Linked DNA regions of Homo sapiens: all the other regions are linked to region 2. A link is a loop called in an ENCODE intact Hi-C map of the cell type or tissue named here. Cell type or tissue: endothelial cell of umbilical vein. All regions are shown on one strand.

Region 1 (8,000 bases), 200 kb before region 2:
TTGTTTATTTGTTTATTTGAGATGGAGTCTCTGTCACCCAAGCTGGAGTACAGTGGCGTGATCTCAGCTCACTGCAACCTCCGCCTCCCAGGTTCAGGCGATTCTCCTGCCTCAGTCTCTCGAGTAGTTGGGATTACAGGCATCTGCCACCACGCCTGGCTAATTTTTGTATTTTTAGTAGAGATGGTCACCATGTTGACCAGGCTGATTTCAAACTCCTGACCTCAAGTGATGCTCCCGCCTCGGCCTCCCAAAGTGCTGGGATTACAGGCATGAGTTACCATGCCTGGCCTATTTGTTTATTTTTATTTATTTTATTTATTTTTATTTTTTGAGTTGGAGTCTCGCTCTATCAACCCAGCCTGGAGTGCAGTGGCGCAATCTCGGCTCATCACAACCTATGCCTCCGGGGTTCAGACCATTCTCCTGCCTCAGCCTCCCGAGTAGCTGGGATTACAGGTGCGTGCCACCACGCCCAGCTATTTTTTATATTTTGAGTAGAGATGGGGTTTCACCATGTTGGCTGGGCTGATATTGAACTTGTGACCTCATGACCCACCCACCTTGGCCTCCCAAAGTGCTGGGATTACAGGTATGAGCCACCGCACCCTGCCTATTTGTTTGTTTATTTTTAATATTTTATTTATTTAATTTTTTTGAGACAGGGTCTCACTCTGTTGCCCAGGCTGGAGTGTAGTGGCTCCCTCATGGCCCACTACAGCCATGATCTCCCAGGCTGAAGAAATCCTTTCACCTCAGCCTCCCTGATACCTGGGAATATAGGCATTGGTCACCCATGCCTAGCTAATTCGTTTTTATTTTTTTAGAGACGAGGTCTCCCTATGTTGCTTAGGCTGGTCTTGAACTCCTGGGCTCAAGTGATCCTCCTGCCTTAGCCTCCCAAAGTGTTGGGATTACAGGTATGAGCCACTGCACCTGGCCTATTTTATTTTTTTGTAGAGATGGGGTCTTGCTGTGTTGCCCAAGGTGGTCCTGACCTCTTGTCCTCAAGTGATCCTCCTGCTTTGGCCTCCCAAAGTGCTGGGATTACAGGTGTGAGCCACCATGTCTGACCATCTACATAAATTTTTTTTTTCTTTTTTCTTTTTTTTTTTGGAGACGGGGTTTTGCTCTGTCACCCAGGCTGGAGTGCAGTGGCGCAGTCTTGGCTCACTGCAGTCCCTGCCTCCTGGGCTCAGGCAGTCCTCTCACCTCAGCCTCCTTAGCAGCTAGGACTGCAGGTGCATACCACCACGCCTGGCTCATTTGTTTTTTTTTTTTTTTTGAGATGGAGTCTCACTCTGTCACCCAGGCTGGAGTGCAATGACACAATCTCAGCTCACTGCAACTTTACCTCCTTGGTTCAAGCAGTTCTCCTGCCTCAGCTTCCTGAGTAGCTGGACTACAGGCACGCACCACCATGCCTGGCTAAATTTTTTTTGTATTTTTAGTAGAGACGAGGTTTCACCTTGTTGGTCAGGCTGGTCTGGAACTCCTGACCTCATATGATCTGCCCGCCTCAGCCTCCCAAAGTGCTAGGATTACAGGCATGAGCCACCACACCAGGCCTCTTGTGTTTTTTGTATAGATGGGTTTATCCAGCCTGGTGTCAAACTCCTGGGCTCAAGCATCTGCCTGCTTGGCCTCCCAAAGTGTTGGGATTACAGACATGAGTCATCATGCCTGGCACCTGTATAAATTTTAAAAATTACAATTGAGTAACAATTAAAATGATTGTAAAAATAAGTTATAAAAATAAATGCTTACATTTTATTACATTTTTGGGCTTTAGTTGACAAGATAATTCTGAAGTATCACACACATTGTAATGTCCTACTGCGTGTGACTGATAATTCATATCACATGTGACTCACCTTGCAAATCTGGCCTAACTGAATTTATACTCTGTTTAATGGAAGGGCCCACTGCTCATGTCTTGAGTATTGTGACATTGTCAAATTGCTGAACAAGTTTCTAAATACTCACAATTTCTGTGCCCATCTCATCTTGGACCAATAACAGGTAGTTTTGCAGTCAAAACTTGAATAGCACTATATACAAATGATTCCATTCAGTTTTTCCCCAGTTATCCCAATAATGTACTTTATAGCTGTATTTCTTGTTCAATCTAAAATCCAGTCTAGAAGTCCAGCGCGCTATCCGTTGTGCTATGGAGCCACCTCTAAGATCCAATCTAAGATGAAAACCATAATTGGTCTTTTGTTGTTGCTGTTGATTTTGCATTTGGTCTTTTTAAACTCCTTGTACTTAGAACTGTTTTTCATGCCTTTTCTGTATTTCACAGCATTGGTTTTAAGCTTTTTTTTTTTTAAGAGTCCAGGCCATTTGTATTGCATAATGTCCCTCAATTTGGATTGCTGCATTGTTTATGATGAGCTTCACATTAATTATGTTAGACAAAAATACTACATTGATGGTGCTTCTCATCCATCAAGAGACTCAGCATTGATGGGGATAAGTTAGGCCACCAGTATCTTAAGACAGTACCTTTGCGGCCGGGCGCGGTGGCTCATGCCTGTATTCCCAGCACTTTGGGAGGCCGAGGCAGGCGGATCATGGGGTCAGGAGATCGAGACCATCCTGGCTAACACGGTGAAACCCGTTCTCTACTAAAAATACAAAAAATTAGCTGGGTGCAGTGGCGGGTGCCTGTAGGAGGCTGAGGCAGGACAATGGCGTGAACCCGGGAGGCGGAGCTTGCAGTGAGCCGAGATCGTGCCACTGCACTCCAGCCTGGGCAACAGAGCAAGACTCCGTCTCAAAAAAAAAAAAAGAAAAATGACAGTACCTTCCAGAATTCTTCATTGTAAGGCAACCTTTTCCTTGGTAATTAGTTGTTTTCGGGTTCCATAAATAATAATAATAATTACTATTATTATTTTGAGACACGGTCTTACTCTGTTGCCCAGGCTGGAGTGCAGTGGTGCGATCTCAGCTCACTGCAACCTCCGCCTCCTGGGTTCAAGCGATTCTCCTGCCTTAGCCTCCCGAGTAGCTGGGATTACAGGCACCTGCCACTGCACCCGGCCAAGTTTTTTATTTTTAGTAAAGACAGGGTTTCATCATGTTGGCCAGGCTGGTCTCCAACTCCTGACCTCAAATGATACGCCCACTTCGGCCTCCCAAAGTGCTGGGATTACAGGTGTGAGCCACCATGCCTGGCCCCATAAATAATTATTGATGATATGAATTAGTAATATATTTTACTGCCTGAAATTATTCTGGAAGCTGTTGAGTTGTACATCCAGTAGGGGACCAGCAGAACGCTGACAGTATAAACTTTTAATAGTTTGAAAGTCCTATAAAAATAATATAGAAAGTATGTTAATGTACCGTTAGGAATATAGGTTTAAAAGTTTTTTGAAGTCTTTTTTGGCTTGAATTATTTTCTATGTGTTATGCAGACTAAGAAAGATTTATTTATAACTTCACTAGTGGCCCTCACATAGAGTGTACAAAAAGCTGGTAAATAACTGTTGCTGTAAGAAGTCATTAGGCCAGGCGCAGTGGCACATGCCTGTAATCCCGGCACTTTGGGAGGCTGAGGCAGGAGGACTGCTTGAGTACTGGAGTTGAAGACCAGCCTGGGCAACATGGAGAAACTCCATTTCTACAAAAAATATAAAAATTAGCCAGTCATTGTGGTGTGTGTCTGTAGTCCCAGCTACTCAGGAGGCTGAAGTAGGAGTGTCCCTTGAGACCAGGAGGCAGAGGTTGCTGTGTGCTGAGATCGTGCCACTGAACTCCAGCCTGGGTGACAGAGTGAGACCCTGTCTCAAAAAAAGTCATAAATTTTCGGTCAAATTAAGTGTTGTGGACTTGTTAGTAAATACTATTATAGTTGTGTGCTGCAAATTTCCTATTTCATTTTTGAAAACAAGTGGATGGTAATTTTAAATGTCCTTGATGGGTATTCAGGGCGTCTGCTGTTTTCTCAATTTGTCAGAAGAGGGCAGCACCATGTCTATAAAAAACAAAACAAAGAAATGAGTATGGAAGCCCTTTTTTCATATGAATTACATACTGTCACATACATTTTATATTTCAAAATGATACATGCTTATTACTTTAAAAATCATGTTACAGAGATATATAATATATATAACATGAAAAGTGAAAGTTCTGTAACTCCCTTCCCCTAAAGAAAACAAAAACCCTGTTAATAGTGGGCATGTTGACAGGATTTTTTTAAACTTAATTTATTTATACTTAAATTTAGGCATTATAAGGAATTCTCATAAGGGGACTTACGAGATCTGAATTTTCATTGATAACAGATACAAATTTGTTGTATGGATTTGAGCATATCTTTTAATTTCTTCATGTCATTATTCTCCTTTTTCTCTCTGTATCAAGTTAAGAGCATTACTACATCTTCAAGAAATGTGAGAAGAGCTGGTGATGACAGGAAGGAATTTGTAGGTCTAAGTGTAAGGTAGTGTTAGCACAAAGTTAGTCTTCAGTTTTCTAACTGTATTTTAATGTTAAATTTTGGGCTTTGATCATTTCATTTTGTTTTTGTCCCTACTTGAAAAATGTTTAGCTTATTAACCTAGGGGAATGGGGGAATATAGTATTTTGTATTCTGCCCTATCACATAACCAGCTGAGCCAGTTAGCTCAGACTTTCCTAAATGATTCACCTTTTGGAAAAAGCCAGTCATGGAAAGTTTCTGCCCAATTAAAGACTTTCAGGAAGTTCTGAGCAAGTGAAAATAAAGTTAAAATGGAATTTCTGTTGAGAACACTTGAATTAACTATTACTAATAATAGGCCTTTTCCTGTCAGAGTTCCCTCTTGTGCGTTAGAGGTGGTCTATAATTTAACTGTTCTCCTGCTTGAAGATATTTTGATACTTGAATCCCTTATTGCTTGTTAAAAGTGGAGTTGTTCTAGGCATACTGTCAATGAAGAGTAATCTGTAATATTACTTGGTGTCAATTACTAAAGTTCCTGAGATAAATATACCAGTGTTTCCTAGTGAATATAGATAGGACTTTGGCACTAAGAAATTTTGAGAGATACTCCCACAGTTTATACTTTTTCCATGCTGCTTTTATGCCACTTACTATATATCATGTATTACAATGACTTGCTTTCATGGTTGGCTGTTCTGCTGAACTGTGAGCTCCTTAAGAGCAAAGGCCATGCCATATTTTTTTTTATATGTTCAACATCTAACAGTGCTTGGATCTAGGTTGCTTTTCAGCAAATGTTGACCTAATTGTCTCAGGTGACTCTTTCCAGGCTTGTCATTTCCATGAAGGTAGTAAAAAACAAAACCAAACATGCATTACCTAGAGGCTACTTTTCCTTAAGCTATCACTTAGGCCATTTGATTTCATCTTCTCTATCACCAGCATTCTGAAACTTCACAGTGATTTGCCTTGATGTGAATCTTTTTTTTATTTTTCTGAGACGGAGTCGCACCTTGTCGCCCAGACTGGAGTGTAGTGGCGCTATCTCAGCTCACTGAAACCTCTGCCTCCTGGGTTCAAACGAATCTCCTGGCTCAGTCTCCCAAGCAGCTGGGATTACAGGCACCTGCTACCACGCCCAGCTAATTTTTTTTTTTTTTTTTTTTTTGAGACGGAGTCTTAACTTTGTTGCCCAGGGTGGAGTGCAGTGGTGCAATCTTGGCTCACTGCAAGCTCCATCTCCCTGGTTCACGCCATTCTCCTGCCTCAGCCTCCCGAGTAGCAGGGACTACAGGCGCTCGCCACCAAGCCTGGCTAATATTTTGTATTTTTAGTAGAGACGGGGTTTCACTGTATTAGCCAGCATGGTCTTGATTTCCTGACCTCATGATCCACCCACCTCGGCCTCCCAAAGTGCTGGGATTACATGCGTGAGCCACTGCGCCCAGCCAATTTTTGTATTTCTTAATAGAGACAGGGTTTCACCATGTTGCCAGGCTGGTCTGGAACTCCTGACCTCACTATCTGCCCACCTCGGCCTCCCAAAGTGCTGGGATTACAGGTGTGAGCCACTGTGTCAAGCTGGATGCTTTTAAATTAGCTGCATCCAGTGTTCTGTGGCTCTTTTTTATGGAAGCCTATCCTTCACTTCTAGGACATTTTCTGTTATTGTTGACAACTTCCCCCTATTTTCTGTTTTTATGAGATTCATATTAGTAGAATTGATATGACAGGCCAGGGCAGTCTAGGCTGAGGTAACAAACTCAGCAACTCAGTAGCATAATACAGTACATTATTTCTTACTGGTATAAAGTCCAATATGAGTTTCGTAGCACTCCATCTTGTAACTCAGTTGTACAGAACACCTAGGCTTCAGGGTTGCTCTGGCAAAGGAAGAATGAATACATAGATTTTCATATAATTCCTCTTTTCTCAGAATGGACTTCAGCCATGCCTTTTGAGTCTGGAACTTCCGTGGTTTTCATTTCTCCAGAGTAATGGGTTCTGCTGGATTGGGGATGGGGTAGAGCAGTAGCCTGTGGTATGAGGTGCTGCTGAAGGGGATCTGGGGCCTAGCTGCTCCTGATGGATAATTCCAACTGGTTTTAGCCCTATTCCTTTCCTCTACCTCGAAAGGTTCCTGGTGTCTCAATTTAATGAGCCTTTCTAGGGTACTTTAGTACACATTGGCTTGCCTGTTTTTGGCCATTCCACATGGCTGTAGGCTTAGGAGATCAGAGAAAACAAAAACCAAAGCCAGTTATTACTTGTCTACTTGCTTTCTACCTTCTTTTTTGTTTTGTTTTGTTTTTTGTTTTGAGACAGGGTCTCACTCTGTTGCCTAGGCTGTATAGTTCCACGATAATAGCTCACTGTAACCTTGAACTCCTGGCTTCAAGCGATCCTTCTGCTTCAGCCTCCCAAGCATCTAGGACTACAGGTGCACGCCATGATGCCTGGCTGATTTTTTTTTTCCTTTTTTTTTTTTTTTTTTTGAGATGGAGTTTTGCTCTTGTTGCCCAGGCTGGAGTGCAATGGCACGATCTCGGCTCACCGCAACCTCCACCTCCTGGGTTCAAGCGATTCTGCTGCCTCAGCCTCCCAAGCAGCTGGGATTACAGGCATGTGCCACCACCACTGGCTAATTTTGTATTTTTGATAGAGATGGGGTTTCTCCATGTTGATCAGGCTGGTCTCGAACTCCCAACCTCAGGTGATCCGCCTGCCTTGGCCTCCCAAAATGCTGGGGTTACAGGCGTGAGCCACCACGCCCAGCCGATTTTAAAAAATTTTTTGTAGAGTTAGGGTCTTGCCATGTTGCCCAGGGCTCAAGTAATCCTCCCGCCCTTGGCCTCCCAAAGTGCTGGAATTACAGGCCCGAGCTACTGCACCTGGCTGCTTTCTACTGTCAGAAAATTTGGGCTGGGCGCAGTGGCTCATGCCTGTAATCCCAGCACTGGGAGGCCAAGGCAGGAGGACCACTTGAGCCCAGGAGTTTGAATCCAGCCCAGGCAACATGGTGAGACTCTGTCTTTAAAACAAAAAAAAAGAAGAAGAAAATTCTGTTGGCATCCCTTTTCTGTTATACTTCTTCTCATTATCCTTGTGTAGTTTCATCTTTTTAAATTTATTTGCCACTATTTAGTAGGGTTTTGGCAGGACTGGAATAAAGCATGTGTTCAGATTACTATATGTAAGTGGCAGTTTCTACTTGTTCTTCATTAGCTGGTCTGCCCCAGATTCTACCCAGAGCAAGGAAATTTAAAGGTACCCTTTCTAGTTTAGTACTCCAGAACCCTGCATTAAGCCTGAGATTTGGATGTGGGTTTATTTTGGTTATTTTTACAACAGTGTAAGAAAGCACCTCAAAATTTAGTGGCTTTAAAAAATAATTGTTTTATTATAATTTCTCTTGGTTCCAGGGGTGGCTGGGCTCAGCTAGGCAGTTCTTACTCAGGGTCTCTTGTACAGTTGTAATCAGACAGTGGCTAAGTGTGGAACCACTTCACAGGTTTTCTTTTTTTTTTTTTTTTTTTTTTTGAGACGGAGTCTCGCTCTGTCT
Region 2 (8,000 bases):
AGAAGATCCTGGCCGCCAACTGAGCCCGCAGCTCCTGCCACCCCTGCCTTAAGATTTCCCATTAAATGCATCTGTTTAGAAGCCCTGACTGCACTGCCTGTGTCTGTGTGGCCCAGGGGAGGTGGGCTTGAAGTTGTCCTTGTCACCCACAAAGGGGCAGCACTACCGTTCCCTTTCCAGGCTGCAGTTAATGTTGGCAACCCAGCCTTCTCAGGAAGCTGAGGTCTTCATATCTCTTGCCTGCTCACGGCTCCACCCTGGGTTTAGAATTTAGGCCCTACCTGCTGAAGCTAGCTTGACCCGTGGGGCTTTCTGGAAGGCAGCAGTCCTTGGCCAGGCTCTGCAATCCATAGCCCCCTGGAGTTGTCACTGGGACCACTGCTGACCCACACACTCCAGGTGCCTTTCTCTGCCTTTAGTCCCCCATGTCCAGTGCTCAGGAATGTGCATGCAAGCATCACCCCCTCCCCCGTCAGACCCCAGCCCCTCACACCTTCTGCATCCACTGCTGGGAGCTGGCGCCACTGTCCTCTCAGCTCCCACACTCTTCCCCGCCTCCCTCTCTGCATTTTCTGTGACCCTGCAGTTAGACTTTTTTTTTTTTTTTTTTTTTTTTTTTTGAGACAGAGTCTTGTTCTGCTGCCTAGGCTGGAGTGCAGTGACATCTTGGCTCACGGCAACCTCTGCCTCCTGGGTTCAAGCCATTCTTCTGCCTCAGCCTCTCAAGTAACTGGGATTATAGGCACTCACTACCACGCCCGGCTAATTGTTGTATTTTCAGTAGAGATGGGGTTTCACTATGTTGTTCAGACTGGTCTCAAATTCCTGACCTCAGGTGATCTGCCTGCCTCGGCCTCCGAAAGTGCTGGGATCATAGGCATGAGCCACCGCGCTCGGCCTCTGCAGTTAGATCTTGAGGCTTCCTCACGCTCAGCTTCCATCACTTCGGCCAGGCCATGGAGGGGGCCGGTTCCTTTCCCAGGATGTGTCCGGATTGGCGGTCTCTCTCTCTCTGGAAACTTTTAGTCTTTCCTTTAATGCAGTGAAAATTTTGTTGGAGAAAATTCTCCTGTTGTTCCACTGTCTGAAAAGATATTTATTCATTTTGATCTTGTAAAAGTTGCCTGTCACTCTGAAAAATAATTTTTGTTGAGACGTGCATGTGGGTATGTACATGGATATTTGGACTTGGAAGGTGTTTCAGTGTCTCCTGGCTTCTGTTGATTCGTGGAGAAGTCAGTGATTTACTGTTGCTTTTTAAAAAGGTTTAATGGATTTTCTTTGGATGCTTTTAAGATTTTACCTTTGATTTTCGTTGGTTTACCAAGATGCTTAGTTTCTTAGTTTCCTTGACTCAGCCTGCATGGGGTTCTTAGACAGTCTTTTTTAGAGTCTTGCTTTCTTGCCCAGGCAGGAGTGCAGAGGTTCGCTCTCAGCTCACTGTAACATCCATCTCTCAGGTTCAAGTGAGTCTCGTGTCTCGGCCTCCCAGGTAGCTTGGAGTACAGGCCTATGCTACCATGCCCGGCTAACTTATTTTATTATTTTTTTTTTGAGATGGAGTTTTGCTCTTGTTGCCCAGGCTGGAGTGCAATGGCGCTTTCTCGGCTCACTGCAACCTCCACCTCCTGGGTTCAAGAGATTCTCCTGCTTTAGCCTCTTCAGTAGCTGGCATTGTAGGCGTGAGCCCCCACACCCAGCTATTTTTTGTATTTTTAGTAGAGAGGAGGTTTCACCATGTTGGTCAGGTTGGTCTCAAACTCCTGACCTCAGGTGATCCACCCGCCTCGGCGTCCTCAAGTGCTGGGATTAGGCGTGAGCCACCGCGCCCAGCCTCTGAGTGCTTTTTATCATGAAGGGTGTTGGATCTTGTCAAAGGCCTTTTCTGCATCAATTTAAGTGATCACGTGATTTTCCCCTTTCATTCAATTAATGCATATTACGCTGATGGATTTTCTTGTTATTTCCTATAGCGCTTGGCATGCTGGGATAACTCCCACTTCATCATGGTGTATAATCCTTTTAATATGCTGTCGGGTTCAGTTTGCTAGTACTTTATTGAAGGTTTTTGCATCTATATTCATGAGAGATACTGGTTGGTAATTTTCTTCTGATGTTTTTATCTGGCTTTTGTATCAGGGTAATGCTGGCTTCCTAATCTGTATGTATCCATTTGTGATTTTTTAACATCACAAATTTAGATACTCAGCTCAGTAATTTTCAGTGTGTTCTTTTCTCATAAAAGTATTTCAGGAGGCAAGCTTTCCTCCAAACACTGCTTTCATTGTATTTTTTTTTTTTTTTTTTTTGAGATGGAGTCTTGCTCTTATGCTCAGACTAGAATGCAGTGGCATGATTTCTGCTCACTGCAACCTCTCCTGAGTTCAAGTGATTCTCCCTCCTCAGCCTCCCAAATAGCTGGGATTACAGGTGTCCACCACCATGCCTGGCTAATTTTTGTATTTTTAGTAAGAACAGGGTTTCACCATGTTGGCCAGGCTGGTCTCAAACTCCTGACCTCAACTGATCCACCTACCTCGGCTTCCTAAAGTGCTGAGATTACAGGTGTGAGCCACCACACCTGGCCTTTTTTATTGCAATTTGATACACACTTTATAGTTCTAAGTCTTTTTCATTTCCTCCCCTGTACAGTGCCTCGGCATGACCCACTTTATCCTGAGGGCACCTGCAGGCCAGGGGCAGGCACCCATTGCCCCAAAGCCCTGGAGCTGGGTCGGAAGCAGAGCAGAACCCTGGTGCTCACTTCCTGTTTTTTCCTTGCACAGCCGAGTTCACAGCCTTCTGCCTTGGGCCACAGCTCTAGCCTCCCCACGTAACCACAGGTTCCGATCTTTGCTTCTTCTCCCAGGTCTTCCTGTCTCTTGATGTTTCCCTCTAAAGATCCATCATGGGCTGGGAATGGTGGCTTACGCCTGTAATCCTAGCACTTTTGGGGGCCGAGGAGGGCAGATCATGAGGTCAGGAAATTGAGACCATCCTGGCCAACATGGTGAAACCCCATTGCTATTAAAATACAAAAATTAGCCAGGTGTGGTAGTGGGTGTCTGTAGTCCCAGCTACTCAGGAGGCTGAGGCAGGAGAATCGCTTGAACCCAGGAGGCAGAGGTTGCAGTGAGGCGAGATCTTGCCACTGCACTCCAGCCTGGTGACAGAGTGAGACTCCATCTAAAAAAAATCTATCATGGCTGGTCCTGGGGGGCAGCCAACATTCCACACTAACCCGGCATCTTGGCAGGAATGGAATGGGCTCCCTCCTGCATTTTCTACTTCACTGGCTTTCCTAATACCTTTCTCTGCCCGTGCACTGTCAGCCGTTCTGATGATGCGTCTAATAGGTTGGAATTAAGGTTATAGATGGAATTTAATTATAAGGACATGAAGAGAAATTAACTTGGAGAATGGATGTGTGAAGAGGGGAAAAGCAAAATGAGAGAGAGCTTGGGCACAGGAGTGGGATCCAAAGTCGACTATTAAAAATAGTATCAAGCCGGCCGGGCGCAGGGGCTCACACCTGTAATCCCAGCACTTTGGGAGGCAGAGGCAGGCGGATCATCTGAGGTCAGGAGTTCGAGTCCAGCCTGGCCAACATGGTGAAACCCCCATCTCTACCAAAAATACAAAAATTAGCCAGGCGTGGTGGCACATGCCTGTAATCCCAGCTACGCAGGAGGCAGAGGCACAAGAATTGCTTGAACCCAGGAGGCAAGAGGTTGCAATGAGCCAAGATGGTGCCACTGCACTCTTGCCTGGGCAACAGAGTGAGACTGTCTCAAAAAAAAAAAAAAAAGCAGAGGCGGGTGGATTGTTTGAGGCCAGGAGTTTGAGACTAGCCTGGGCAACATAGTGAGACTCCTTTAAAAAAAAGAAAAAGTAGCTGGGTGCAGCGGGTGGCACCTGTAATGTGCTGCTCAGGAGGCTGGGGCATGAGGATCACTTGAGCCCAGGAGTTCGAGGCTGCAGTGAGCTATGATCACACCACTGCACTGCAGCATGGGTGACAGAGCAAGACCCTGTCACCCTGTCTTTCTCTGTGTGTGTGTGTGTGTATTTTTTTTTCTTTTTTTGAGATGGAGTCTTACTCTGTTGCCCAGGCTGGAGTGCAGTGGTGCAATCTCAGCTCACTGCAACCTCTTCCTCCCAGGTTCAAGCAATTCTCCTGCCTCAGCCTCCTGAGTTGCTGGGATTACAGGTGCATGCCACCATGCCCAGCTAATTTTTGTATTTTTAGTGGAGACATGTATTTCACCATGTTGGTCAAGCTGGTCTCGAACTCCTGACCTCAGGCGATCCACCCACCTCGGCCTCCCAAAGTGCTGGGATTACAGGTGTGAGCCACCGCGCTGGGTGTCTCTATATATAATTAGAGCCACCGCGCCCAGTCTCTCTCTATATAATTAAGAGCCAGGTTTCTTAAGGAAACTCCCAGCTCAGTGAGGGAGAACTGCTCTTAAACACAGAGGAAATTACATGTATTTTATTATGTCAACAACCATCTACATACAAATAAATGTGAGGCGTAAGTAATATAAAAATGGAATAGCAAGCACAAACCTGGCTAAGGGACTTTTTCACTTGCTGGTGAAATCTGCGTCTGTCCCCCGCTCCACCCACCGGCCTCCCAAGAGTCTGAAAACCACCCGGTATAAGGCTGCCACCTGGTGGCCAATATGAAAACTGCATATAGCTATGCCTTACTGTTCCTAACCCAGCGTTGTTTCAAAGAAATACAAAAGAAATACAAGGCGAGCCAAATGGATGATTTTAAATTTTCTGGTAGCCCTACTGAAAAAGTAAAAAGAGGCCGGGCACGGTGGCTCACGCCTGTAATCCCAGCACCTTTGGGAGGCTGAGGCGGGCGGATCGCTTGAGCCCAGGAGTTCGAGACCAGTCTGGGCAACATAGTGAGACCCTCTTCTCTACAAAAAAAAAATGCAAAAATTAGCTGGGTGTGGTGGTGAGACCCTGTCTCTTAAAAAAAAAAAAAAAAAAAAGAGGGACTGGCGCGGTGGCTCACGCCTGTAATCCCAGCACTTTAGGGGGCCGAGACAGGCGGATCACGAGGTCAGGAGATGAGACCATCCTGGCTAACACGATGAAACCACGATGAAACCCCGTCTCTACTAAAAATACAAAACAATTAGCCGGGTGTGGTGGCGGGCACCTGTAGTCCCAGCTACTCAGGAGGCGGAGGCAGGAGAATAGCATGAACCCGGGAGGCGGAGCTTACAGTGAGCTGAGATCTCGCCACTGCACTCCAGCCTGGGCGACAGAGCAAGACTCCGTCTCAAAAAAAAAAAAAAAAGAAAAAAGAATTTTAATAATATATTTTATTTAACCCAATATATCTACATATTTCAACATGTAATCAGTATTTTAAAATTATTAATGATATATTTTACACTCTTACACTCTTTCAAACCTAGTGTGTAATTTGCACTTCCATCACATCTCCACCTGGATGCTACATTTTCATGAGAAATACTCGATCTGCATTTACATCTTGTAAAACTTACAGTTGAAAAGGTAGACTCACACCCAAATTGTCCCAAATATGCTTAAAAGCTTCCAATTATGTGTTATATTGACAAGTACAGTTAAGCAAAAGGCTGAGTTTAATCAGGGGTCGCACTTGATTTAATCTCAGCTTAAAAACAGATTCCTCCTCGGGCGGGGGTTCCCCCACCCTTGGTCTGAGTTAGACCACGTTAAACAGTGCACGCGCCTCTCCCCGCCCATCGGGTGATCTGGCTTTCTACTAACAGAAACGTCTGGAGCAGTCGCAAGAGAATCCTGTCTCGGACCAGCCTGCATCTGTACCTAATCTAGTGGTTGCGTGATTAGCCACCCAGATTCCCTCCAGGACTGCAGGCCGACCTCCCCACGCGCTGCTGTGGACAGCAGACAGTCCGCAGCTGCCGTCCTCTTTGGGAGTTTCCTCAGCTGAAGAGCATCATCTTGACCTCGGGTCCTGCCTCCTTTCTGGGCAGCTGCATCCAGTGATTGGTCAGTAGGGTTTTTTAAAGGTCCAGTCTTTTCACCCAAACTTGGGACGATGTTGAGGCTCTATCTTCCTCTGCCCAACATTGCTCTTTCCCTACCCCTACGAGTCTTCGGTTCCAAAGGTATTGCTCCTGGGGTACCAGTAAACTTCTGTGTGGTCATCTTTATCTCAGAGTCTACTTCCTGTGGGGAGCTCCAGCTATGATCGTGTGTGCCGGGAGTGAGCTGCAAAATGCGGATGCTGAGGTGGGATTCTGGAGCTGGACTGCTGACTACCAGGCTGGCAGTGAGGACCTCTTCATGGTTGGTAGAGGAAGCGTAGATAGGTCGGGCACACGGTAGCAATGAGGTTGTGAAAGCTTCCACTGCTGATGAAATGCAATGGTATTCTGGGGAACACTATCCACTAGTGGGTGCCCTGTGTCAGGAGTTTGAGGTATGAGGGGAGAGAATACCTATAGAACGTAGGGCCAGGAGCAGCGGCTCGCGCCTGCAATCCCAGCACTTTGGGAGGCTGAGGTAAGAGAATTGCTGGAGCCTAAGAGTTCAAGACCAGCTTGGGCAACATAGCAAGACCCACGTCCCCATAAAAAATAAAAATTAGCCAGGTGTGGTGGTGTAGTCCCTGCTACTTGGGAGGCTGAGGCAGAAGGATCTCTTGAGCCTGGGAGGTCGAGGTTGCAGTGAGCTGTGATGATGCCGCTGCACTTCAGCCTGGGTGACAGAGCAAGACCCTGTCTCACAAACCCAAAAACCACAGTTAAACTAGGTGGTTGCTGCTAAACACAAAGACTTTGGGAAATGACAAAAGCTGAGAATGATTAACAGGCAATTAACAGCTAAGGGTGAAAGCCACCTTAGGAACACATAAAGAGGTTTTTATCTCTTGCAGCTGCAAGGTAGAGAAAGCTGAGGACTAGACCCAGGATTTAGTTGTAAGATCAGCCAAGCTCCCAAGAAGGTTAAATGCTCCACCTAGACAGGCTGCTGTGCCAGATGCAGGGCTCTGATGCATGAGATGCAGACATCTGGGTTGATGTACTCCCAAAACCTCAAATCCCCCGAGCCCGTAAGCCCGGAGTGCACAGAAGTGGCCCCACTCTTCCCACCGGGGCGAGAGTACCTTCCTCACAGGAGACGGAGGCTTCCCTCCTGCAGGACATTAACCCCAGCATCTCTCTCCTTTCCAGTCCTGGCCATGATGGCACCAGGCCTGGTAAGAGAGGAAAAGGACCTTGTACCAAGGGAGCTGCAGAATGGAGCCAAAAAGCGCTTGCAGGGACGGGGCACACGTGATGAGAACTGGGTGCTGAGAGAGCTGAACCAAGGGGAAAGCCCATGAAGCTGGAGAAAGGTGGGGGTATCAGTTCGGGAGGACTCTCCTAGGATACAGGACTTAATGCCTTGCTCAGGACCCTAGGGAATGGGCCACCGTGCTGCCGGATGGCTCCTAGAAGCAGGCAGAAGGCAGAGCACACTAAGCAAAGGAGAGGTGCTGGCGCTGCTATAAGATGGTGGAAAGAGGCGTTAAAAGGCTCAGAGGTGGGCAGTTGTGTGGACAAGCCCTGTGAGGCAGAACGCCCATGGGAAGGCCCGGAAGATTCATTCGTCTACGAAAGCAGGAATGTGACCATGCTGGTGAGAGGGCAGGCACAGCTAAGCTCATGGGGTGCTCCCCTCTAGAAGTCAGGGAGAAGGTGGGAGATGCTGCTATGGAACAGGCTGCTGGGCAGTGAGGGTGCTGGGAGCCTGAGATCATAAGACCAGGCAATGCCGACAGCTGGGGGCCTGCCCTGTGGCCCTATGGAGATGCCTAAGAGTTGGTCACACGGGCAAAACCAATGGCATTGCTCAAACTGTGCAAGCAGAGTCATGATGGGTGACGGGGGCTGGGTGGCCTCCATGAAACCATCTGGCTTTCTGTGGCACCGGAAGTTTGTCTCGGGCTGCTTTTCCCTTGACCTGAGGCTGGTGCTGCC
Region 3 (8,000 bases), 190 kb before region 2:
GTACGTGAAAATGTACGTGTTTAATTATGATACTGTGAACCTTGGATTTCTGAGTAGATCCAGAATGACTTTCAAGGTTGGTATGCTCATTTTTATGAAATGCATCTCAAAAAGCTTTACAGTTACAATTGTGCTTGGGAAAAGACGGGTCCAAGAGGAATTCAGCTGATCTGGGGTATCTGAGTGGGCACATTTTATCCGTGCAAATATTAGTATCTGTCAGCAGACTCCATTTGCAGAGTATAGAAAGTCTTTTCAAGGGAAGGATCTATAGGAATAATCTAATATTTTAAAAGAAAATTAACACAGTCAAGTTTTTTTCCCACAGACTTTTTTCATTTTGGGAGCTGCTTCAGTTTATAGAAATTGTCTTGCAGAAACACTTTATTTGTTTATTTTCCTCTCTCTAAACAGATTTAAGCAATACAGGAAAACCAGAGCAGGAGAGTAAAACATCCTGTCCCACATCTTTTGATAAGATAAGCACAGATTCAGAAATAAGAACAGATTTAGAGGAGCAAATGTTTGTAACTAAAAATGCATTTCCTCCATGTGTTTAAAATAGCACACTGCTTAGGCTATAAAAAGCCAAAGTTTATGTTTTGGGAATGGAATAAGCCCTACTTTAATTAGAGGCAGGAATCAAACTACAAAAATTACTCTCCTACATTTGGTAGTAAAGTACAAAGCTTAATGTGTCTAAATTCTCATGGTCTTGTCATTCCATGCTCTTGATCCGCCTCTTCCCTCACTCCCCAGTCCTTACTACCAGTACTGTTAGCTACTTGCATCCAGTTTTCTCAGCATTTGCTGGTATCTGGCTGGCCAGGCTTCAACCCCACATTTGCTACCTATTTTCAAGCCAACATTTACTATTTATTCCAACAGCGGGCCACCATTAGTGTCATTAAAATTTGTAATCCTACCCTTACGCATTGACTTGTTTAATTAAGGGCCTACTGTTTAGCTGCCTCTTTATAGATTGAGAATGACCTAAAGCAATATAACTTAAGAGGGAAAGACATCATTTTCCCATGTAGTTTTAGCCTTGTTTTCTTGATCTATGGAGTGGAAAAAAAAAAAAAAGGCCTTAATGTTGAGTATCAAACAACATCATAGGTGATGTCAGTGTAGCAGTGTTTTCCCCAAAGATAGAAGACACAGAATCCCTCACAGTACCATCCTGAAGATAAAAGACTCAGACTAAGGACTGAGAAGACAGTAATGCTGACCATTGTAGTTTGCCAGAATTCAGTGTATGTAGTCAGTAACCAGCAATCTTTGGTTTGTTCAGCAGAGTCTTCCTGTCTGAGCAGTTAATGGTGTGATCTCTCCCAGTCTCCTCATTTGGCCAATATTTAAAACTCTAGAAAGTTGACATAAAAATCTGGATTACTGGCTTTTCTTGAGAAATGAAAATTTCTGCCACTACCTTCCCTCTTCATCTATGGTAACACTGGGGTGGCACAGAGTAGATGGGGTTTGCCCTTTTGTGGTCCCTACTCAGTGGCTTTACTCATTTATATTACCTGCATGGTTCCTGTAGGCAACTGCTTTTCCCACTCTAGGGTAACATGTTTCCCTTTGATGACCATGTTAATTTCATTTTGGAAACAATTTGTTCTCTAGATTAAATACCAAACATACTATCTTCTCAGACTACAGGTTAAATATTCTTTACCCTTTTATAAAGAATAAATAATGTCTATTTATTGGCTGCTTCACCACATTTAAGGCACAATGCTAAATGTTTTACATGTATTATTTCACTTAACCCACATAAACATTCCAAGAGTAGGCACTAACTTTGTGCCCATTTCACAGATCAGGACACTGAGGTTCAGAGAGGCGTCCTTAACTTGTTGAAGTTACATAGTTGATGATTGGTCGAACTCGGATTCCAGCCCAAATCTATTTGAGACCAAAGCCTGGGCTCTCAGCCACTTTGCCATTGCCACTGCTCGCTCTTATTCTCCTGATAGATGTTTTTTTGTTAAAAGAGTCTCTCCTCAATTTCATAACTGATGTGGGACTCTTTGAAAGCTATTTTGTTATTTTTGAAGAAAGTGAGAGGGCTGTTTCCCCATTTTTCCTTTGTAAGCTTTTCCTCATTAATATAACCATTTTCTATACTTTTGTTTCATTCCTGTCTCAAGAAAGTGAAGGTCTAGCACATTTTAAAAAATAAGTTCCAGGTATGTTTGTACATTGATACCTGTCAGCAGCAACAGTGAAGCTGTGGACAAGATGTGATGTGGGGAATAATGGCTATTACTGTTTCCAGAGGGTAATCATTTCCTACTGAGGTATGAATCCTACATTGTGGACAACTTATATGTTGATGGAGAGCCAGGTAGGAGTATCATTGCCCAGCTTGTGTCAAGTGCATTTCTTCTGGTGGCCATTTGTTCCAGGATAGGACTAGCTAGAGATAGCTTTTAATAGGATGTTTCAGGAACTAGTGGTGACAATGGAAATGATTGATTTTGGCAGCTCTGGTGGTACTGGTGTTGTCTTACTTATCAGCTCCAGAATGACATGGTTTGTGTAGAAGCAAGAATACCCTGGCCGGGCGCAGTGGCTCACGCCTGTAATCCCAGCACTTTGGGAGGCCGAGGCGGGTGGATCACGAGGTCAGGAGATCGAGACCATCCTGGCTAACACGGTGAAACCCCCGTCTCCACTAAAAAAACAAAAAATTCTCCGGGCGTGGTGGTGGGCGCCTGTAGTCCCAGGTACTGCGGAGGCTGAGGCACGAGAATGGCGTGAGCCCGGGAGGCGGAGCTTGCAGTGAGCCGAGATTGCGCCACTGCACTCCAGCCTGGGCAACAAGAGCGAGACTCCGTCTCAAAAAAAAAAAAAAAAAGAAAGAAAAGAATACCCTGTACCTGACTTTCACCTTCATGTTCTTCAGTGGATGCTAATACCGTGCTTCATTTGTTTTTAACTTATTCTTAATTTGTTTTAAAATAAGCCTTTATAGGTATTGCAGGTACAGAGTAAATAGATTAGAAATTGAATAAGGAAAATAGTTTTTAAAAGATTTTCCCTTGAATATTTGGAGTATTTTCAATCTATTAAAGGCAATTTCATTCACATTGTTGATTCAAAGCTATTATTCCAGGCTAAGCTAGTAACTGAGATAAGTATGAATGGAGAGTCTAGTGATATCCTTTTGGGAGGGAAGAGGATATCTGACAATTCGGGTCATGAAATAAAGTCCTTGCCAATCTGAGCATCTAAATGAGACTCTAAACAGAGAGAAGGTTTCTCTTTTTTTTTGAGACGGAGTCTCACTCTGTTGCCCAGGCTGGAGTGCAGTGTCGGGATCTCGGCTCACTGCAGCCTTCGCCTCCCAGGTTCAAGTGATGCTCCTGCCTCAGCCTCCCAAGTAGCTGGAATTACAGGAGCCTGCCACCACGCCCGGCTAATTTTTGTATTTTTAGTAGAGACAGGGTTTCACCATGTTGACCAGGCTGGTCTCAAACTCCTGACCTCAAGCAATCCACCTGCCTGGGCCTCCCAAAGTGCTGGGATTACAGGCGTGAGCCACTGTGCCCGGCCAAAAAGTTTTCAAAGCAAAAACTTTTTTCATTTGTGGTCACCAGGATGATGTAACCTCTGTCAGTTCGGATTGAATACCTACAACAAATACTCTGAACCTAGGAATTATCTATAGTGATTTTCAAGGTTGCCTGGAGTTAAATAAATTCTAGTGTTCTTAGAAAATTCTATGAAGAGATGAACTTTATTTACACATAGCAGCCTTTTTCCTTTGCTCTTAGCCTCAAATTATAGTGCCAACAAGTTTCAAACATGTATGATTTTAAGAGCCAGATGTCTATCAGGATCACAAACTTTTTTTTTTTAATTTTACTTTAAGTTCCGGGATACATGTGCAGAACATGCAGGTTTGTTACATAGGAATCCATGTGCCATGGTGGTTTGCTAGGATCACAGACTTTTAAAACTTTATTTTGCCGTATTCCTATACCCTTGGTTGTGCCAAATTGTCCTGGTGTGAAAAATGAGTCAAGTTAAATGCTTTAGGTGCTTCTTGGATGTGTAGGGAAGAATGGAATAGGTATGTGAAGTTATGGTAGTCATACAGTTTACTTAGTATGATAATATAAATTGATTTGGGAGCAAGGAAACGAAGACCTTCATTTAAGAAGATGATTATGATACTCTAGGAATGAAGTGAATATATTTTGGTTAACTTTAAAACAGTAATTTATTATTGCTTCATAGGTCTTTAACTTCTTTTACTGTACACTAGAGGGCAGAATTCCACCTGAAAAGATAGCTCGTCTTTGGCAAGATCCCAGAAAGCATTAAGCAGCATTCTTAAGATTGGGTAAAAGAGTCTTGTACATTTTTCTTTGCCTTATTAGATTCGTCTCTTGGTATGATATTTCTATGTACTATGCAGTTTCTACTTTTTTCTTTTATTAGAATTTTTTTTTTCAACTCTACTATTGTGCTTAGAAAGAGAAATGATTTTTCTTCTTTCATTTTTTTCCTTGGGATACAAAAACTTTGTTGTTGCTGTTGTTGTTGTTGTTTTAAATTACAAATAAGAAAGTAAAAATGACCTGTAGTCCCACCACTTAAATTTTTTTCGGAGAGAAGGCAGTGAAAGTTCCTTTCTGCCTTTCCAATTGTTAATTGTCATCCCTAGAAGCTGATAGCTGTTAACTGATGATCAGTTTTGTGCAGATCCTTCCCTGTGCTATGATAATATATTGTATTCATATATATTAATATTAGTCACAAGATTCTCCATTCATACTTACGTCAGTTACTACCTTGGCCTGGAATAATATCTTTGAATCAAGAATGTGAATGAAATTGCCTTTAATAGATTCAAAATATTCCAAGTATTCATGGGAAAATCTTTTAAAAATTATTTTCCTTATTCAATTTCTAATCTATTTACTCTGTACCTGCAATACCTATCAAGGTTTATTTAAAAATAAATTAAGAATAAGTTAAAATCAATGATCAGGGAAAACAATATATACATATATATTGTATACATATATATGTATTGCATTCGTAGATACTTAAAACAAAAGTGGACTTACCCTGTCTGTACTGGTCTGCAATATATATATATATATATATATATATATATATATATATATATATATAGTTTTAGTTTCTTCTTGCAACTTGTATTTTTACTTAACAGTCTATCTTGGGCATCTCTCCAGGTTCAATATAAACATCTGTATTTTTTTTATGCCTGCCTGGTATTCCATTTTGTGACTTCCATAATTTGAGTGCACCTTCTCTTATTGATGAACATTTACAGTTTTCCAAATTTTACAGTTATTAATAATCTGTGATAATCCTTACACATATGTTTTTTATGTTCTCATACTGTTATTTCTGAAGGACAGAATTTTAGAAGTGGGATTGCTGGGTCATTGGGTATGTGCATCTTAAATTCTAATAGCTGCTGCTAAATAGGCAGAAGCAATTTGAAGTCATGCCAGTATTATGTGAGAAGACCAGTTTCCATACATTTACCAATATGTATTTATCTGCATTTCTCCACGATCATTGTAGTAACTGTATCTTTATAACCTGCTGGTTTGTGTGGTGGTTTAAAATTTTTCCTCTTTTCTTTCTCTTTTTTTTGAGATGGAGTCTCACTCTGTCGCCCAGGCTAGAGTGCAGTGGTGCTATCTCGCTCGGCTCACTGCAACCTCCACCTCCTGGGTTCAAGGAATTCTCCTGCCTTAGCCTCCCAAGTAGCTGGGATTACAGGCATGTGCCACCATGCCTGGCTAATTTTTGTATTTTTAGTAGAGATGGGGTTTCGCCTTGTTGGCCAGGCTGCTCTCCTGACCTCAGGTGATCTGCCCACCTCAGCCTCACAAAGTGCTAGGATTACAGATGTGAGCCACTGCGCCCAGCCAAAATTTTTCCTCTTTTGAAAACTGTTACCAAAACAGACTTTTTATTAAACTAATATTATTTTGTGTATTTGTCAAATGTTACGGAATGAATAAATTAAGGTTTGCATATTACCTGTAGGTAGTTTCCATATTGTATCAAATTATCAAAGTTAATTAATCTTCAGTCATTTAAGAGATCAGGTAAAAAAATCTAGATTTTATAAACACTGAGATAAATTGTGAGCCAAATTTGGGGCTGTATCTTTTTTTTTTTTTTTTTTTTAAGACGGAGTCTCGCTCTTTTGCCAGGCTAGAGTGCAGTGGCACGATCTCGGCTTACTGCAACCTCCACCTCCCAGGTCCAAGCAATTCTCCTGCCTCAGCTTCCCGAGTAGCTGGGACTAAAGGCGCCCACCACCATGCCCGGCTAATTTTTGTATTTTTAGTAGAGGCAGGGTTTCACCATATTGGCAAGGATGGTCTCGATCACTTGACCTCATGATCCGCCCACCTCGGCCTCCCAAAGTGCTGGGATTACAGGTGAGAGCCACAGCGCCTCGCTGGGGCTGTATCTTATTGATCCTTTGCAAATGCTGTGTGCTGCTTCACTCTTAGGTTCTTTGTGTTGGAAAGTACTATCTCAAAATGTTTTAACATCAGGGAAGAATGTCATTCATCCTAATCATAGCACTAAGCGATTTTTATGTTCTGATTAAAGTTCTTAAAAAGGCAACTTGCTGCTATTTCCTGAAGGGTTCTGACTGTACAGAAAGATTCATATTAGATAAATACTTTAATTTGGATTGAGGAATTTTTCTTTTGGGAGAGGCTGAGCAGCTGTCTTCTAATTATTTTGGTCAAGGATTGAAAATCAGGCTGGTCTGAAGTCCAGCACTTAACTATACTCAGTTACTTGAATTTTGGATTCTGCCACAACCCTGTTACCCAAGCAAACCTATGATAAATTTAAGCTGAAATAATTTAAAGCTAGGCCAATATTTTCCCATCATTGAGGATATGGAAGATTCTAATCAAACATTCATCTTTAGACCTAGTAATTCTGGATGCTTAAGACCATAAAACATAACCTTTTGATTATTAGCATTTCCTTGAATTTGAAATGTAGTACAATTTCAGTAGTTGCTAATTTGAGAATGTGTAGGAAAAACTCATGCTTTGCATTGGCTTCTGCTTTAAACTGAGATCTTTTAGTCCTAGCTGCTTGTGAGATGATGTGCCTGTAGGAAGTGGAAACAAAAGGAGAAGAGTTTTCCCCCACAGTCAAATAGAGCATGACATGACTTGTTTGGCCAGAGGTGAGAATTAGGAAGATCCAAGGAATATCATGTACAAAAATGCTCTTGATCTTGGTCTCTTGTATAGCGTTACTTGCTTCAAAGCAAAACTTGGAGGAAAAGTTTCCTTTAGAACAGTAACCACAAGCATCACGTCTGCTTTTCAGCCATGTTTCTGTGTTGTGCTGTGGGGTTAACTAAATCCAAATTTTTGATACCATTTCAAAAGGGCACGCTGATTTAGCCTGTGTTAGACCAGTCTGACCTCAATTTCTCTGTCTTGAGGTGGTGAAACCAGCTTTCCTATTGGGCTAACTTGGATCAGCTGTGTGTTTCACAGTATCCTGCAAGCCTAAGCCAGGCAGAATTTCAGCTGTGTAAAGGCTTAGATTATGAAGTATCTATCTGTCTTTATAGAATATATTTTTTAAACCCTTTGAAGTAGAACTTCTAACACCATAATGAAAGCAAAGGATCAGTGTTTTCGAGGGATACTAGGGAAGGTCTGTGACAAAGACTTTTATTTTCCTTATATTTTATCAATCACTCAGGAAATTAGTTGGCAGTGGAAAATGGAACACAACTCTATCCCAATATAGTATGTCATCTAATTATGGTACTCTATCTCAGAATACCCCTTCTCAGTAAGACTGGTATGCCTCTGAGCTTTTTTTTTTTTTTTCTTTTTTGAGACAGGGGTTTCACTCCTGTTGCCCAGGCTGGAGTGCAGTGGCAAGATCTCAGCTCACTACAACCTCTGCATTCTGGCTCAAGTGATCTTCCCACCTCAGCCTCCTGT

Evidence for each region. Peaks named below come from ENCODE experiments on the same cell type or tissue, not always from the same donor. Only the 100,000 strongest peaks of a DNase experiment are listed, where the experiment ranks them.
Region 1: a loop joins it to region 2, with 17 times the contacts of the local background. A loop is called at or near these places in 66 of 110 quality-filtered maps.
Region 3: a loop joins it to region 2, with 7 times the contacts of the local background. A loop is called at or near these places in 61 of 110 quality-filtered maps.

Annotation. Positions count from the first base shown.
Region 1 is chr16:75,399,035-75,407,034 of GRCh38, reverse strand. The region is part of intron 4 of CFDP1 (craniofacial development protein 1); the gene reads left to right. Among named protein-coding and RNA genes, the nearest start is that of CFDP1, 30 kb to the left of the region's middle. In endothelial cell of umbilical vein, a CTCF peak has its summit at 3,941 (motif pointing right); DNase peaks (open chromatin) are centred at 3,974 and 4,664; H3K27ac peaks cover 1,796 bases.
Region 2 is chr16:75,196,184-75,204,183 of GRCh38, reverse strand. CTRB2 (chymotrypsinogen B2) reads left to right here. Exons shown (of 7, transcript NM_001025200.4): 7 at 1-81. The coding sequence ends at 23. Among named protein-coding and RNA genes, the nearest start is that of CTRB2, 7.0 kb to the left of the region's middle. RefSeq lists enhancers at 2,608-2,687, 4,539-4,833, 5,872-6,372. In endothelial cell of umbilical vein, a CTCF peak has its summit at 4,674 (motif pointing left); a DNase peak (open chromatin) is centred at 4,663; H3K27me3 peaks cover 468 bases.
Region 3 is chr16:75,382,007-75,390,006 of GRCh38, reverse strand. All of the region lies in intron 5 of CFDP1 (craniofacial development protein 1), which reads left to right. Among named protein-coding and RNA genes, the nearest start is that of CFDP1, 47 kb to the left of the region's middle. In endothelial cell of umbilical vein, a CTCF peak has its summit at 4,263 (motif pointing right); a DNase peak (open chromatin) is centred at 4,316; H3K27ac peaks cover 358 bases.